Linked DNA regions of Mus musculus: region 2 is linked to region 1. Evidence: chromatin loops called from intact Hi-C (ENCODE). Cell type or tissue: left cerebral cortex. All regions are shown on one strand.

Region 1 (8,000 bases):
TCTTCTTTTTTTTTTTTTAATTGTATTACAATTTTTTCTTTTATTTTGTATGGGAGAGGTGCATGTGTGTGGGTACATACAAAGTATAGCTCCCACAGGAAAGTCAGTAAACAACTTTCAAAATATACATTATATATATACATTTTATATACACATTTGATATGTTATAAATATATAGTACATAAATATATTTATATATATATAATTTTCATTATCCATTCATTTGTTGTTTGGTAGATAGATTGATTCCAATTCTTTGCTATAGTAAATAAACAATCAATAAACACAGGGTACAAATGTCTTTATGACAGAGTATAAAATTATCTGGGTATATGTCCAAGAGTGAAATAGGTGAGTCATGTGATAGTTCTATTTTTAATTTTTGAGAAATCTGTAAAATAATTTCCACAGTAGCTGTATTAATTCACATCCCCCAGAAGTCACAAGAGTGAATAAGGGTCCTTTTCTCTCCTTTCCAACATTTCTTGTCAGGTTTGTTGATGATAGCCATTCTGACTGGGGTGAGTATACCAACGTGGTTTTAATTTCCCTTCCCCTGACAGTTAGGGCTACTCAATACTTTTAAAACCGTTATTGACTATTTGCGAGGGGGAAGGGGGTTGGTTTTTGTTTTGTTTCGTTTTTGTTTTTTTGAAGACTGCCTAGTCAATTATTCATTTATCTGTTGTTTGGTAGTTTTATTTCCTTGGGATTTATTTTCTGCAATTCTTTGTAAATTCTGGATAGTAGCCTCTTGTCTGGAGTGTAGATGGTAAAGATTTTCTACCGTTCTATAGATTGTCTGACACCTCTGCCGATTGTTTCCTCGGCTACACTGAAATTATTATTTTCATCTCATCACAGCAGTTGATGTTTGGGAAGAAATTAATGAAATTGAGTATAAAAAATAATAATACATAAAATCCACCAAAGAGTTGGTTCTTTGGAAAAAAGGAATGAGCTACGCAGCCCCTTAGTTACCTGGCTCACTTGTCTCAGAAGCAGCTGCACACCCCAGGAGTTCAGACCCACCATTTATCCCATGCCTGGGACTTAGTCAATTCGTGTGTGGACTGAATGAGAGTGTTGCCTCATAGCAAGCAGAACACAACTGTCTCTCTTTTGTGCCATAGTCACTCTCTTCTCTTGTATAGGCCACAAAGTGGAAAATATTCACACTCACCATCAGCAACACACACACATATACACACACACAGACACACACTTCCATCATGGAAAGAGTAACAGAAAATGCTAGACATTGTATTCATATCCAACTATGCAAGTGTTTCCTAGCCAGATGAAGCAAGAATACAGTTGCTGACTTCTTACTTGTTTTAATGTCTCTGGGGCACCACACACATTGACACATATTGATACATATATGTGACATAAACACGCATATATGAATAGCATAAATATATGTGGACAGAAATCAATTGCAAACAGAAATATATAAATACAAATAAACTCTTCCAAGTTCACTTAGAATAAATGTAGGAGACAAATCAAAAACAAATTATACACATGGGAGTATACACACTCATTAGGCTAGGCATGGTAGTGCATGGTTTTGGTCCCAGCATTCAGGGAGCAGAATCAGGTAGACCTCTGTGAGTTTAAGGCCAGGTTGGTCTACATATCTAGCTCCAATACTAAGTTCTACGCCAGACAAGACAACATAATGAGACAGAGAGAGAGGGAGAGAGGGGGTGGGGGGAGATCCCTGGTGTAGGAAAGCCATGAAAGAGTCCTTTCTGGCACCTGCTTCTGCAGTACAAGAGAGTGAAGTTCTGCTAGTCTCATCCTGAGCTGGGAAAGGAAGCTTTGCTTGGGAAAAGACCTGAACTTGCAGAGAACAGAGAACCATTGCCCCAAGTAAGGAATTCCTGAATATGCTGGGTAAATAGAAGGACTGTCTTCCCTAGGCAGCATTGGAACGGAGAGTCCCCAGAATCCCCAGTGAGTTCCAGCAGGCCAGAAAATCCTGCAGAGGCTATTAATCCACTAAAGTCCCCTAGCTGGGAGAAAATCTGATTAACTCTACCTCTCCAGATGGGCTCAACTGTGAAATGTATATCTCATTTCTGAAAGTCAGATAAGGTAGAGAAAAAGGCAGGTGAAGAAGAATTAGGGAAGGAGTGCCGTAGGAAAAAGATGCATGCATGCACTCCTTGGTTTCTCCATTAATTTGGAGCTCAGTTTTTCCAGCCTGTGTGATGTGAATCAAATGTCCTCTGTTCCAATGGAAGAGTGTATCTTCTATCTCTTTCAAAAGAGTCAGGCAGGTCAGCTCTCCCTTAACCCTAGAAACTTTAAAAAAAAAATCCTGAATTTCCCGACCACAGTAATCCTGGAAAGAGACTTACTCTATCTACCAGACCTTTTTTTTTTTTTTTAAGTCTTCTGGGCTCAAATATTATACCTTCAGTGCTTCAACAAAATTGAGGGACCTTGTTCCATTGACCCTTTTAAAATGGAAACAGGTGCAGCAGCTCTCCACGGTCAAACATTAGGCAGAGCTTGGGAAGTCCTGTGGAAGACTATAAGGAAATTTTGAGGGAGCCAGAGGAGTCAAGGACACCACAAGAAAACCTAGAGAGTCAACTCACCTGGGCCTGTGGAGGTTCACAAAGACTGAACCACCAACCAAAGAGCATGCATGGGCTGGTCCTAGGCCCTCAACACATGTAGCAGATGTGAAGCTTGGTTCCATGTGGATCCCTGAACAATTGGAGCAGCAGGAACTGTCTCTGACTCCATTCCCTGCCTTCCCCTAACTGGGCTGCCTTATCTGGCCTCAGTAGGAGAGGATGCTCTTAGTCCTGCTGTGACTTGATAGGTCAGGGCCAGCTGGTACCCACAAGGGGCATTCCTTTCTCTGAGGAGGGGGTGTGAGAGTGGGACTTGGAGGAGAGGAAGAAGAGGGGCTGCAATTGGGATGTAAAATGAATAAACGAATTAATGAAAAAAATGATAAACTGAGTCTGCCTGAGCACATCTGGACTGAGGCTCATGGTGTTTTACTTACATACAGCTATTTTTTAAAAAATCATGGTAAGGATTTTGAAAGACTTAAAAGATAAATTCCATGACCTCTCTGGAGCGACAGAAGACCTGAAAAGACCCTGAGGCCTGGGAAGTGCATGAGGCTGGTCTCTGCCAGCACTCCAAGGGTTAAACTCAAGCCAGAGCCTAACGTGCAATTGGCCGAACCTGGAGAGAAGATATGGTTTTCGCAGCTGCGGGCCAATGAACACTCCGAGTGGGAGGGTTTGAAGCTTCTAAGGAGTTTTTCCCCCCATTTTCCCCTCTCCACCCCCTCCCGTCGGTCCTCGCCCCCACCATCCTCTACGCCGCCAGTTTGTTAAATTAATGCAGTAAGAAAGTCTGAAGATCTGAGGGAGTCTGGCCAGAAGAAGATGGGCGAGCTTAGAAATTGGAGATGCCTGTGAAAGCTTGGGTTCTTGAGCCCTGCTGGGAAGCCATGGACCCCAGCAGCCCCTGAAAGTTGTGGTGGGCTCTCTTGCTCCTGCAGCCCCAAGCAATGGGACACCTTTCTTGCAGCGATCCCAACTTATTCGTCGGGGACCAGAGAACACGGACTGCAAGGCGGCAGCAGACAGGAACGGAGGCAGGGGAACGAGATTCCGGGACTCGGTCGCGATGCGCCAGCCTGGCACACTCTCCGACATCTAACTGAAGCCAGCACCGTCACCTGCTCCACCCCCCCCCCCAACCCCTAAAACCCCTCGGGCCAGCCCAGGGCCAGAAAGAAGATGCCAGCCGGGTCTAAGGGTCTGAGGCCAGGGCTCTGATCCCCACGGATTTCTTCCTTTCATGGAGCTGGCCATCTCGACAGGAAAATAAGGGTAAAAATAAAGAAGAAGAAGAGTAAAGAAAGAAAGAAAAGAAGAAAATATACCCACCCCCAAACGTGCCTCCCAGCGCCGCAGGGAGCCTCCAGCGAGTAGAGCTTCAGCCGCGCTCTTCCCGCCCGCAGCCGGGCTGGACGCTCTCCGTGGTGCTGAACCTGCACGACTGCCGCTGTCCGCGGTACCTTAGCTGCCTGGCTGCAATTCTCCCCCGGCTCTGACACCTCGTCCCTCTACTCCCTGCCCCCTTAAACATCTGGATTATTATCCCCAGTGGCGCTCTCTGGCTTCGTAAGTGCCCATCGAAAACATTTTTGCACCCCCATAACTCGTGGACTTTACAGCACTAGAATCTGGAAGATGTACAGCTTCAATACTCTGCGATTCTACCTTTGGGAGACCATTGTATTCTTCAGGTACGCGATTTTCTATACTGACCACTATCCTTATGGTGCAATAGGGGTTCAGGAGGAGTAGGGAGGCTGACTCTGCCGCGGCTTCATCAATTGGGGAGGGGGTGCTGTGTGCTGAAGGCCCTTCCATCCCTCTCCTTCCCCCACCCCCCACCCGCAGGGTGTCTGGCTGGTGCGTGTAGGTCCCAGACAGTGGCTGCTCCTGGTTGCTCCGGCAGCGGTTTGCCTGTTCTTTGCAGTCTGTCTGCTTACTGCACTCCCCGCAAAATTGGGGCCCCAGCCCCCTAGCCCCTCTGCTCGTTACCCTTCACTCGACTGAGGACTTAAGGGGAAGCTTTGTGAGTTTTTTAGTTTAATTGGGACCGCATTCTCTCAAACCGCAGTGCTGGAAACCCCGGGTCTCCCGTCTGGGAGCGAAGTGACAACTAGCGGTGACGCGGAAGGTTGCAGTTGGACTGGCTGGGCACAAAACAGCATTCTGTCTCTCTTTTTGTTGTTTTGCTTCGGGGTCAGGGGTTTCTGTAGTTTGGAGCTGGGAAAAAACGCAGTTATGACCGCAGCTTACAAAGCCCTAACTTAAATGCAGATCAGGCCTATTTAATAATAGATGCTAGAAAATATTTTCCTTTTATAACTTTGACTCCCTCCTCCCTGATACACGCTTCTTTCCAAACTCTGTTACAACAGACCCTCCGCTACTCCAAAGGGCAGTTCTTCTTTATGAATGGATGCCTATATCTGCTGCCATAACTAGGCTCCCCACGCCCACCCACTGACTCCTAATTCTCTGCTTACAGACTTGGCATTCTTGTCTTAGTCCAAGTGAAAAGTGAAAAATTACATCTTTAGGAAGTATTGAAACAGATAGGCCTTTCGAAAGTGGGCAAATCATGCCGTCTTCAGAGGAGATGATGATAAATTCCATCTATATGAATTGAGAAATATTCTTCCCAGCTCTGCAGAGATCGTTAATCTTCCTCATTCTAGCGCGTCTGCTTCTCATGTTTTACCACTGTGGTGAGTTAATAGGCATTTGGAAAAAAAAAACCCACTCCGCTTGTTCTAAAAGCTAAACGACCACCAAATAAGATCTTCTCTGATTGTAAAACAGAATGTAAACGTGATTTTATTGCACTGCAAAGAGTTGCTGGTTTGACTGATCCATTGGTTGGTGGTAGGAGTGAGGCCTTCTCTCCCAAGTGACAATTTCTGAAACTGAGCCTCTCTTTGCGTTTTTTCCCTCTAGAGATGATGAAGGTTCATCTTCCCAGGGTTACCCACTGCTAAAGCTTTTAATGCCCTCTTAAAATAATTTTTAGCATCTCATTGTCCCAACCACAGCTTAGACTGTAAATAGCCAAATATTTTTTTAAGTCCAACATTCCAAGGCCTTGTGAGATTTACCTACTTCGTAAGATGGATGAGGTGGGAGGACTAGAAGAGTCTTGTCCTCTACGCACCCCCCATTCCTTTTTTTCTTAATGCAATACTTGATTTTCTTCTCCCAGACATGAGCTTTCACCAAAAAAGGAGAATCGGTCTAAAAGGTCTGCATTGTAATCGCTCAGATAAGGGTGAGGCTCCACTGTCTTAATTCTGCAAGTGAACTGGTGGTGGCCCAGCAGAGTCTCCCTTCCCCTATATGGGTGAAGGCACCTATGAGCAGCAATGGGCATGATGGAGAACTCACTGTGCTTATGAAGAAATGAGAGGCATGACTAGAGAGATCCGGATCGTGCTGCTGCTGCTGTGGTGGCGGCGGCAGCACTATCGAAGCCAGAGAACTGGCTACTCCACTTCAGGAGTTAACGTTCAGACCCTTTGCAGTTTCCCAGAGAGATGAAGCCAAGGGGGTCACAAAGGAGTTAACCACGGAATATGTCCTTGTTCAAATGGCACTTGCGTCTCTAATCCTTTCATCTTTTACATTTTAGGTGAGACATACAAAGAGCCTTAGCATTGAGGGTAAACAGAGGCCAGCAGCTTCCTTGCAGGTTACATGAGAATAACTACTCCTTCTCACCAAGGGACAGGCTTAAGAGTTAGAGTGAGCCAGTGTGTATATTCCCAGGGCTCAGGCCCTTCTTAGATCAAGTGAGGCTTGCCACTCACCTGTTTGAGATTTCAGAAAAAAACGTGGGGGCCACCAGGGGGCTACCTAAGGTGCTGCATCGCATCTGTGAGCAACCAGCAAAGCAGCAACATCAACAGCAAAACAAACAAAAACAGCTGAAGTGAGTGGTGGGGGAGCCTCACGTGCTACCAATGCAGGAAGTGAATGGAGGCCTTGGAAAGGCAGCTGGGGTCCGAGGAAACAGCATCAATGCAGTGTTCATTAGCCGTGTCTGCACAAATACATGGAAGCAATTTGGCTGAAGTCCCTGCATTCAGGTTAAACAGCCTAATGTTTTAAATTTAATATGTAACACCCTGTGATCCAATAACATAAATCTCGTGTCACTCAGAGGTCAGGGCCTTATATCTACAGGGGCTAAAACTAATATTCAATTTTTGATTAATTACTTAATACTGCAAACACATTCCCTTTCCAACCCACCTTTAAACTAAAGGGAGTATGGCTTTGATTCCCGGAGTCTTGACAGAGGCTTATAGCAAGGATGAGACTAGTATAACCCCAACAGTCCCTCACCTTCTCAATAACTCAGACAGTCATAATCTGTAACAATGTTTCTCAGCCCCTGCACTTTCGGCATTTTGATCTTTGTAATTCTTTGTCATGACGTCTGCCCTGTGCGTTGTAGCAGTCTGTCTGCTGCCGGTAGCGTTTTTCTCCCTGATCACAACAATCAAAAACGTCTCCGGACACTGCAAACTACCCCAGGGTACAGTGTGAAGGGACAGGATTTTTTCCAAGTTTTGAATGACAATAGAAATAAATAAATTTTTAATCAGCTGCCCTGATGCACTAATCACAATAATGAAAAAGTCGAGATTGCTTGAGGTAACAACCCCTGGCAGGATACCCAGCATGTCCCACTGAAATAGAAAAGGATCTAGTTTAAGCTTCAGCAAGGGATAAATACAGGAAGGCGTGAAGCAAATCATGGGTGATTCTCCCAGGAGATCACCACGTTTTCCTTAAGTACCACTTCCATTTCCCATCCCGATAGACGATACCTTGTACTGAGATCCTGTGTGTCAGTCCCTTGCTAAGAAAGCTGATCAAAACCTCAAAATAAGGATGTCAATTCTAGGATGAGAAAAAACATGGTAAATACATTGTTTAATGTCTCTATCACTCTGGAAAGATAGATGACTATTTTCCTAAGATATGCCCTCTTGGAAAGGTCCCCAAGCTTATCAAGAAGGGCAGACAACCACCTGGATCTTTCTCCCTGGAAACATCTATGTTCTCCCCGAGTCCTTCCCACTGTATTTTGGGGTACTGCAGAACGCATCTAGAAGTTTCTGAAATGGCCCAAGGACTTTTTCCTAAGATAATAAGCCTTTAAGGCAAGTCTGCATCAGGGACAGCCAAACTGTCAATCAGTCCACCTGCCCTCTGGAGCTTAGGGAAGATGGGAAAGAAATGTCATATGTTCATTCCCAACCGGCAGTTTGAACAAGGCCAATACATGGAATTGTACGTCTGCACATAACGTCTGCAAACTTGAGAAATTGGGACGGACCCGCCAGGGGCATGTGGGAAATTTATCTTAGGAATGGTCTTATGAAAGACTGCAGCTAAATG
Region 2 (8,000 bases), 380 kb before region 1:
AGGAAGTTGAGATTGCCACATACTGGGTACTACACAAAATTCACAGAGGTACAATGACATACAGTCATTGCATGCCACAGACTCCAAACACTGTGCAGTCTTCCATTCTCCCACCATTTCTCCATACTGGGGCATTGTCGTTCTTCATAGTCTGACATATATATATACATATATATATATATATATATACATATATATACATATATGTATATATATATGTATAATGATTGTATATATCTTTCCTTGTCATTACTTCCTGTGAAGATCAGCATAAATTGTCTACCTTACAAAACATAGAATGACCTGGGAAGAGTCCCAGTAAGGAATTGTCTACATTGGCTTGGTCTATGAGCATGTTTTATGAGGTATTTTCTTATTAAGTTAATTTATGTTGTTTAGACACAGCCCATTGTGAGTGGCAGCATTCCTTAGGCAGAGGATCCTGAATTTAAGAGTGGAAAACCCTAACCAATCACAAGGAAACAAATGCACATGCATTCTTTTCTCTCTGCTCTCAACAGGATGTGCTGTGACAGTTTGAAGTTCTTTCCTTGACTTCTCTACCAAGATGGACTGTAACCTAGAACTGTAAACCAAAATGAACTCTTTTGCACAAAAAGTTACTTTTTCTGTGTATTTTTATCACAGCAACAGAAAGAAGAACCCCTCTCAATAACATAGTATAGTAACAATCTAGTGACCTTGTCATTATGTTGGTGCCATAGTGATGACTCAAAGCTTGGGGCAAGATGAATGTCAAGGCTATGCTATTTTACACATGAGCTTTGAGCATTCATGGGTATCAATATCCAAGAACCAACTCCTGGTGGAGACTAAAGGACAGAACTGAACACACATGTGTAGGCATACACACACACACACACTGTGAGTCTCTCAAAAGCACAATAATGTTGTAGATTTCCACACCCTGTAGATGACCCAGCATGAATGTCAATTGCACTCTCTAATATGCTGACACTCCTAGCCATCCTTGGAGGAGTATCCAGGAGTTATATACTGGTCTAAAAAGCCCAGAAGCCTCTCTGGAGCAAAAGGCAGATGAAGTGAGACAGCCTCCCTTGGCTCAGGAACAAAGCCTCGGGCCTGGAGCATGGGGAGCTACGATCAGTTAACTGAACAGATAAGAAAGCCAGTGCTTGAGAAGTGTCTATTTCCAGTTTAGCAGAAGGACTTCTTTCTTCCGTGCATTCACAGGCCAGATTCTTTCCTTATTTCCTGGACAGAATTAATTTGCATGGTCAATTCAACCCTTGTAAGGTTTAAATGTATCTGGTTGAAACTAGTCTGTGGCTGATTTGTGGAGGCTCTCCCTTGTCTCCATGTGGACCAAAGTTACTACAGCCTGGGGCAAAGTTACTAAACCATCAGAGAGTCAAGGCTGGACACGGGGATGCATCCTCTCACTGGTGAAAGGAGAGCATGCTGTCCTTCTGGGGGCTACAGTAGCCTTGCCTGATGGCTGTGTTCCCAGGGCTCCCCAGGGCTTTCTCATCTCTGTAGCTGATACTGTTGCAGACTACACACTACGCACACACACTGAAGGTCTAAGAAACAAACCACCATCAGAGCACAGAAAGCTCATTACACTTAGCATTTTTTCATTTCATTGCATGTTACACTAGAAATTACATAGGCTATAAACAAATAAAATTATGTGGAATTTTAAAGATTTCTTTTTATTTCTGCATATGTGTATCTTAGTGTTTCTGTTGCCTTGATAAAACACCATGACCAAAAGCAACTTGAAGAGGAAAGAGTTGACTTCAGCTTACAACTCTGAGGCCACACTCCATCACTGAGGGAACTCAAGGCAGGAGCCTGGAGGGAGGAAATGAGCAGATGCCACGGAGGAATGCTGCTTATTGACTTGTTCTCCATGCTCTCCAAAGCTCAGCTTGCTTTGTTATACAACCCAGGATCACCTGCTCGAGGGTGGTACCACCCACAGGGAGGTGGACCTCCCACATCAACTGTCAATCACGAAAATGCACTATGGTTTGCCCACAGGCTAATCTAGTGGGAACATTTTCTCAGTTGATATCCATTTTTCCAAAATGACTCGAACTTGTGTTGAATCAATATAAAACTAGCTAGCACCATGCATGTGAAGTTCACATGTGTTCAGTGCCCACAGAGGCCAGAAGAAGGTGTCTGATCCTCCCAGAGCTGGAGCCACAGGCAGTTGTGGGTCACCAGACAAGGATAAGGTGGAATCTGAACTCTTATCACTTGTGTGTAGCTCATTTTATTTCTCATATTTTGAGGCTCTGCCATGCCACCTTGAATTCTTGCCTAATTGAGCTGCAGTCCTCTGTAAGAGCAACAAGGGCTTTTAACCAGAGTCATCTCTCCAGCTTTAAAGTTATCTGTAATTTAATCACTCAGATCAAAGAATAATGAAAATCCTTTTAATGTTATGCACATAGGCCCATTAGTAATATATATATAAAACTTCTGAGAGAGTTCCTCTCTGTCTGTTTAACCTACCTACCAGCCAGTTCCACATCGTCCCCTTTCTAGAATGGAATAAAAACCCAGGGCTGTTTTTAACTGTGTTCCGCTCACCCTGTGCCAGGCCCTTTAGCAAGTGTGTAATATATATGACTTCATTTAACTCAAACAGCAGGGCTCTGGAAGCAACCCAATTGTATGAATGAGGAAGGAGAGTGTCAGAGTTGAAGCAGTTCCTCCATAGCCTAAAGGCCTGGGTTGCAACTCACATCCCCCTTAACCATCACTCTTCTGGGTTTACCTGAGACATCAGGATAAAGTGCCTATCTGCCTAATTTAGTCATGTTCTGCCGGCTTCCCCTCTAAAGACCAAGCGCACCCAACACACTTGAGAAATGTGCTCCTGCGAGGATTCCACCTGGCTGGGGACAATACCATGCCAGTGATTCCTAAAGCTGAGACCAAAGGCCACTCTCTGCAGAGGCAAGTGATGTTCTTGTTCAAACCAAGACATTGTATCACATGTGGAACAATTAAATATTTAGACATAGGAAGAATTCAGTAGTCAAGTAGGCAAGAATTCAAGGTGGCATGGCAGATCCTCAAAATATGAGAAATAAAATGAGCTACCCACAAGCAGTAAAGAATTCAGATTCCACCTGGGTGGACTGTCCAGAACAGCAAGAGCCTGGAGGGCAAACACCAAAGGGTCGGGGAGGAGGGAGAAATGGGGAGAGAGGTTCTACCTCCTAAAGGTTCCACAATCTCCCCCAAACAGCACCACCTACTGGGGGGCTCAGTGTCCAACCATCTGCACCTAAGGTGGGCTTCACCTATTCAAGCTACTATACAGCTGATGCTGGGACACACTGAAGCTCAAAACATATTTTCTTCCATCCCTCAGCACAGCTACCAAGAAACATCCCAAAGAACTTCCAAAGTCCTTTATTTCCAGAGCTTGTTTGAAGAAAACAAATTTCCCAAACAGATTTTTCTGGCTAAGCCAGCACCAAGAGCCTTGAGATGGCACCTGTCACTCAGCTGGGGCCAGGATCTTCAGTCAGTGAGGCATGTCGAAGGTTCGCCTGGCCATCAGCACATCTGTCCAACCTGGTTGCCAAGTCATGGAAATGAGCACAGCATACAGAGGGTAGGGGAAGTGAATGACAAGAGCAAGAAGCAGCCGGGATCAATCAATAGGACTGGGGAGCCAGCACATGCAGCTCTGATTTCCAGCAAACGGAAGTCAATGGGCTAAAAACTTAGGGTTCAATACAGTCATTTAGTCACGACCATTCCTTCTGAGGCAAATTAATTCCTTTGTGGCTCTGTCTCTTGGCAAGAAGTCTAGGGGCTGTGGCTTCCAACGAAGGCTTGGTTTCCACATCTTCCCAATATTTTAATCCTTTTAGAGCCATTCTTGGCCCATGGCCTTCAGTATGTTGGCTTTGCTTCAACAAATTAGTTGCTGTAGGAGGCAGGGAGACACAACTCAACCCTGCCTGTGGTACCCAAGATTGGGCAGGGTCTCCCCCATGGTCAGTGTTGTGTGTCAAATTACTTGTATGCTCAGTAGGATTAACCCTTTCCAGGAGCTATGTAAAAATTCATTTGACTCTTATATCTACCCCTCATAGGTAGGAACTATTTTGCCTCTTGCAGAGTCAAGGAAAAGTTAAGGGGTCACAGATCATTGGCTTCACACACTCTCGCACCCTGTTTTAATGTCTCCACGACGCCCAGAATTTCGGGCTTGATTATTTTGTTTTTCTGAACCAATGCCGCATAATACTGACTGGGTATCTGGGCACTTAGAACTGTCCTTAGCGTAATTGTTAAGACCCACCCCAAAGCCAAGATTCATAGCCCAATTGCATTTGCAGCCTTAAGCCACTAGGGGATGCTGGTGAGCTGCAGAAAGCTGGAAGGATGCCCACAGATCTGGTTTTAAAATTGCATTTTTACTTAAAGGGCTTCCTGGATGCTCCAAAACGCAGCTCGGGGCCTTTTGCAGGGAAGGCTGGTTCACTTTCTATAAAGGTGTTAGCCTTATTTTCTCCTGAGGTTGGAGCTGGTGTTAACCAGCTCTGAGTGAGTCAATGAGCCAGCCTCCTGATGGGGGTGAGTGGTAACAGGAAAGAGGGTTTTGATTGCCGGTATCTGCAAAGTCCTGGGAGATACTCCAAGAGGAGAATTTTGAAACCTGAAATGACCAGACTCTCTAAATGTCATAAACACTGTAACTTTTAAAGATAACTGATAAATGCAGATATCCAGGACGATGCCACATCAAGCCACCGTTAGGTAAGGAAAGACACTCTATAACAACAACAACAACAACAACAACAACAACAACAACAACAACAACAACAACAGAGTGTAGCCCTGGAACCCTGTGATCTCGACTTGACTTTTCAGCTTATGAGGCTGGGAAACCTTTGTCAATGGCTGACTCTTGCTGAATTTCCGTTTCTTTTGAAATGGCTTACACCATAGATCACCCTGTGTGTTTAAATGGGTTAATTTATGTGAACTTTTACACACAGAGAAAGTGCCTGTGGTGGTTTGAATGGAAATGGTCCCCCACCAGGCTCATCTGTTTGACTGCCTGGTCATTAGCAAGTGGTGCTACTTGAGAGGGAATTAGGAAGTTTGTCCTTGTTGGAGTAGGTGTGGCCCTGTTGGAAGAAGTGATGGGCGGGGGAAGGGGGGGGGCTGGGGTTTCAGTAGCCAAGCTAGACTCAGGTGCTTGGGGATCCTGCTGTAGAGAACTCTCAGTTCGTTCAGCACCATGTCTGCTGGTAATAGACTAAACTCCTAAGCCTGTAGGCCAGACCCCAGTTAAATGCTTTCCTTTATAGGAGTTGCTGTGGTCATAGTGTCTCTTCACAGCAACAGAAAACTAAGGCAGTGTCAGTGACTTCTATTAGATGCCTTTCTCCTGCTGCTGGTTAGAAATAGAAGATGAAGCCTAGGTGCTGGGCCCCATGCCTGTAAGCCCAGTACTAAGTAGGCAGGGGAAAGAGAATCATGAGTTTTAAGCCAGTCTATGCTACATAGTGAGCTCTGGGCCAGCCTGGGCTAAGCAGCAAGATCCTGCCTCAGGCTTTCCCACACCCGTCAAGACATAAAAGCTGAACTCAAGATCTGATATGGAGATGTGATCCCTGTGGTTTTAAGACAGTAGAAACAAAACAGAGGTGCTTAGAATGCAGGGAGCATCAAAGCTGATGCGTTTGTGCTGTTTAGCACGGGTTTCAAAAAAAAGTAAAAGCCACAATTGATGTGGAGTCCTTTCCTGTTCAAGGAACTATACCCAAGGCTGTATGAATTCAATGTTGTTACAAAAGGAGGAACAATGAAAGCAAAATAGGGTTGCAACAAGTTTAACTGATCAGGAGAAAGACTGGCCAGCTGCAGATCTCCCAGTATAAGGACACAGATGATCCCAGACTAACACAGGCAGGATGGCTTGGGAGGAGTGTGTAGTCTGCTTTGAAGAGGGGTTCAAGGTTTATGGGATGCTCTGTGGGAAAAGAAGGCAATGGGGGTCTTATAACTGACTGTTCAGGTAGTTTGGACCAGAGCCACTGGTTTCTATTTAGGACAAGAAAGTGGAATGAGTATCAGTGGATATTGGAGAGTCTGTACAGCTTCTGACAGTGTGTGTGTGTGTGTGTGTGTGTGTGTGTGTGTGTGTGTGTGTGTGTGTGTGTGTGTGTGATGCTCACACTTGCATGTACACATACATGGAAGCCAGTTGATACTACCTTGTTTTGAGACAGGATCTCTCGGTGAATCTGGAGTTTGCTATGTTGACTCTTAATTAAAAGATGATGATTACTTTCTAAAGAATGATACCAAGTATCCTTTTCCTCTTTGGCATGTATGTAGCTGTGGGTGCATGTGGGTGTATGTGGACACATGTGTATGTGGAGGGCAGAGGTTGACAACAGATATCTTCCTCCATCACTCTCTAGTGTATTTACTGAGGTAGGGTCTCTCACTGAACTCCAGAGCTTACAAATTTGGCTAGCTAATCTACCTGACCAGCTTACCTATTTCCACCTCCTGAGTACAGTAGGATTAAGACAAGTCAGCACACCCATCCAGCTTTCATGGGTTCTCAGGATGTGAACTCTCATCTTCAAGGTCATTTGGCAACAGCTTTATCCTCTGAGTCAAGCACCGCTATGTACCTTCTTCCCAATAAAATTAAAATATTTATTTTCTCTCATATGTAGAATATATCTAAAATGTACATGTAAGAGGTTTTATTCTCAGAGAGTCGATTGATCCCCATGATGATGAGTGCTGTCAACTTGACAGAATCTAGACTCACCTCAGAGATGAGTGTCCCTGGGCCTGCCTGAGAAGGATTACCCTGATTACATTAGTTGCTGTAGGAAGTCCTGTCTTAACTGTGACTGGAAACCATTCCTGGACAAGGATTCCAGACTGTGTAAGGGGTATGGGGAGGGCGGTAAAGAGCAGCATGAATATGTCCACTGCTCTTGTCTTCTGGCTCTGGATGCTCTGTGACCAGCTGCTTCAATTTCCTGCTGCTGTAACTTCCATGATGTGATGGACTTTACCCTTGAAATGTGAGCCAGAATAAATCCATTCTTCATTAGGTTGATTTCGCCAGAGTATTTTATCCTATCAGCAGCTACAAAAACCAAGCATCCTGATAAAGCTACCCTTGGTCATGCTTCACCAAACTAATTGCCCCACTGAAGAATGTCCATCCCTGTCTGACTCCCTGGAGTGTCACCTGTCTGGACTCATTTTTTCGATTCCTTCTACATACAAGGGGTTTTCCTCCCCTCTCCTTGTTGCTTCCAACCCTCAGTAGCTAAACCAGTTTTCTATATCCATGAGCAAGTCCTACCACCAAGAATCAAAATAATTAGGTCTATAATTTCAGGTCTGCCTTGACTGGGCTGCAGTATTGTATTGGGGAGCGCCTTCATTTTCCAACCTCCTAATGATTGCAATTTTGCAGACTCTATTTTACACACTGATGCATAGCCAAAGCCGCCTCTCAGTTCAGAGTAATCATTGAAGTAGAGAGAAGACCTGACACTGTATCTCTATCATGGGCCCGTATGCAATCTTCTGAATGTAGAATGAGCTGAAATGCAGAAGGTCCTGGAGATAAAATACTGCTCCTAGAAGCAGGCAGCAAGGCTAATAGGTGGGATGTCATGGTCTCTCTCAAGTCACCCTGGCTTACACTCACTGTACAAGGGTCTTAGTGAAGTCTCTTAAACCTTGTCTTGATCACTTGTAAAATGAGAGTAGAGGTGATACCACCTGAATAGGAACGCCTCAAGGACCATCCAGCCCTGATCAAAATGAACTTAGTAGAGCTTGTGTTGGCCATCAGGATGCTCTGAATAGGAAGTGGGCTAATTTCAGAGTTGGCAAAGAGGCCAGTTCTTGCTTGAGTTCAGATTTCCCTTGGAGCATGAAAGAACAAAGTGAATTGCTCACTGAAAGACAGAGAGCATCCCTATGAGAAGATA

The links. A loop is a pair of places that touch in the nucleus more often than their neighbours do. Peaks named below come from ENCODE experiments on the same cell type or tissue, not always from the same donor. Only the 100,000 strongest peaks of a DNase experiment are listed, where the experiment ranks them.
Region 2: a loop joins it to region 1, with 2.0 times the contacts of the local background. A loop is called at or near these places in 3 of 42 quality-filtered maps.

The regions. Positions count from the first base shown.
Region 1 is chr11:55,603,969-55,611,968 of GRCm38, reverse strand. Glra1 (glycine receptor, alpha 1 subunit) reads left to right here and starts at 3,771. Exons shown (of 9, transcript NM_020492.4): 1 at 3,771-4,291. The coding sequence starts at 4,236. Gm51862 (a long non-coding RNA gene) reads right to left here. Exons shown (of 3, transcript XR_003949554.1): 2 at 7,427-7,499; 3 at 5,729-6,633. In left cerebral cortex, a CTCF peak has its summit at 4,720; DNase peaks (open chromatin) are centred at 3,319, 3,601, 4,109 and 4,672; H3K4me3 peaks cover 1,391 bases.
Region 2 is chr11:55,988,257-55,996,256 of GRCm38, reverse strand. All of the region lies in intron 1 of LOC115485826 (a long non-coding RNA gene), which reads right to left. Among named protein-coding and RNA genes, the nearest start is that of Nmur2, 49 kb to the left of the region's middle. In left cerebral cortex, CTCF peaks have their summits at 3,266 (motif pointing left) and 4,356; a DNase peak (open chromatin) is centred at 4,450.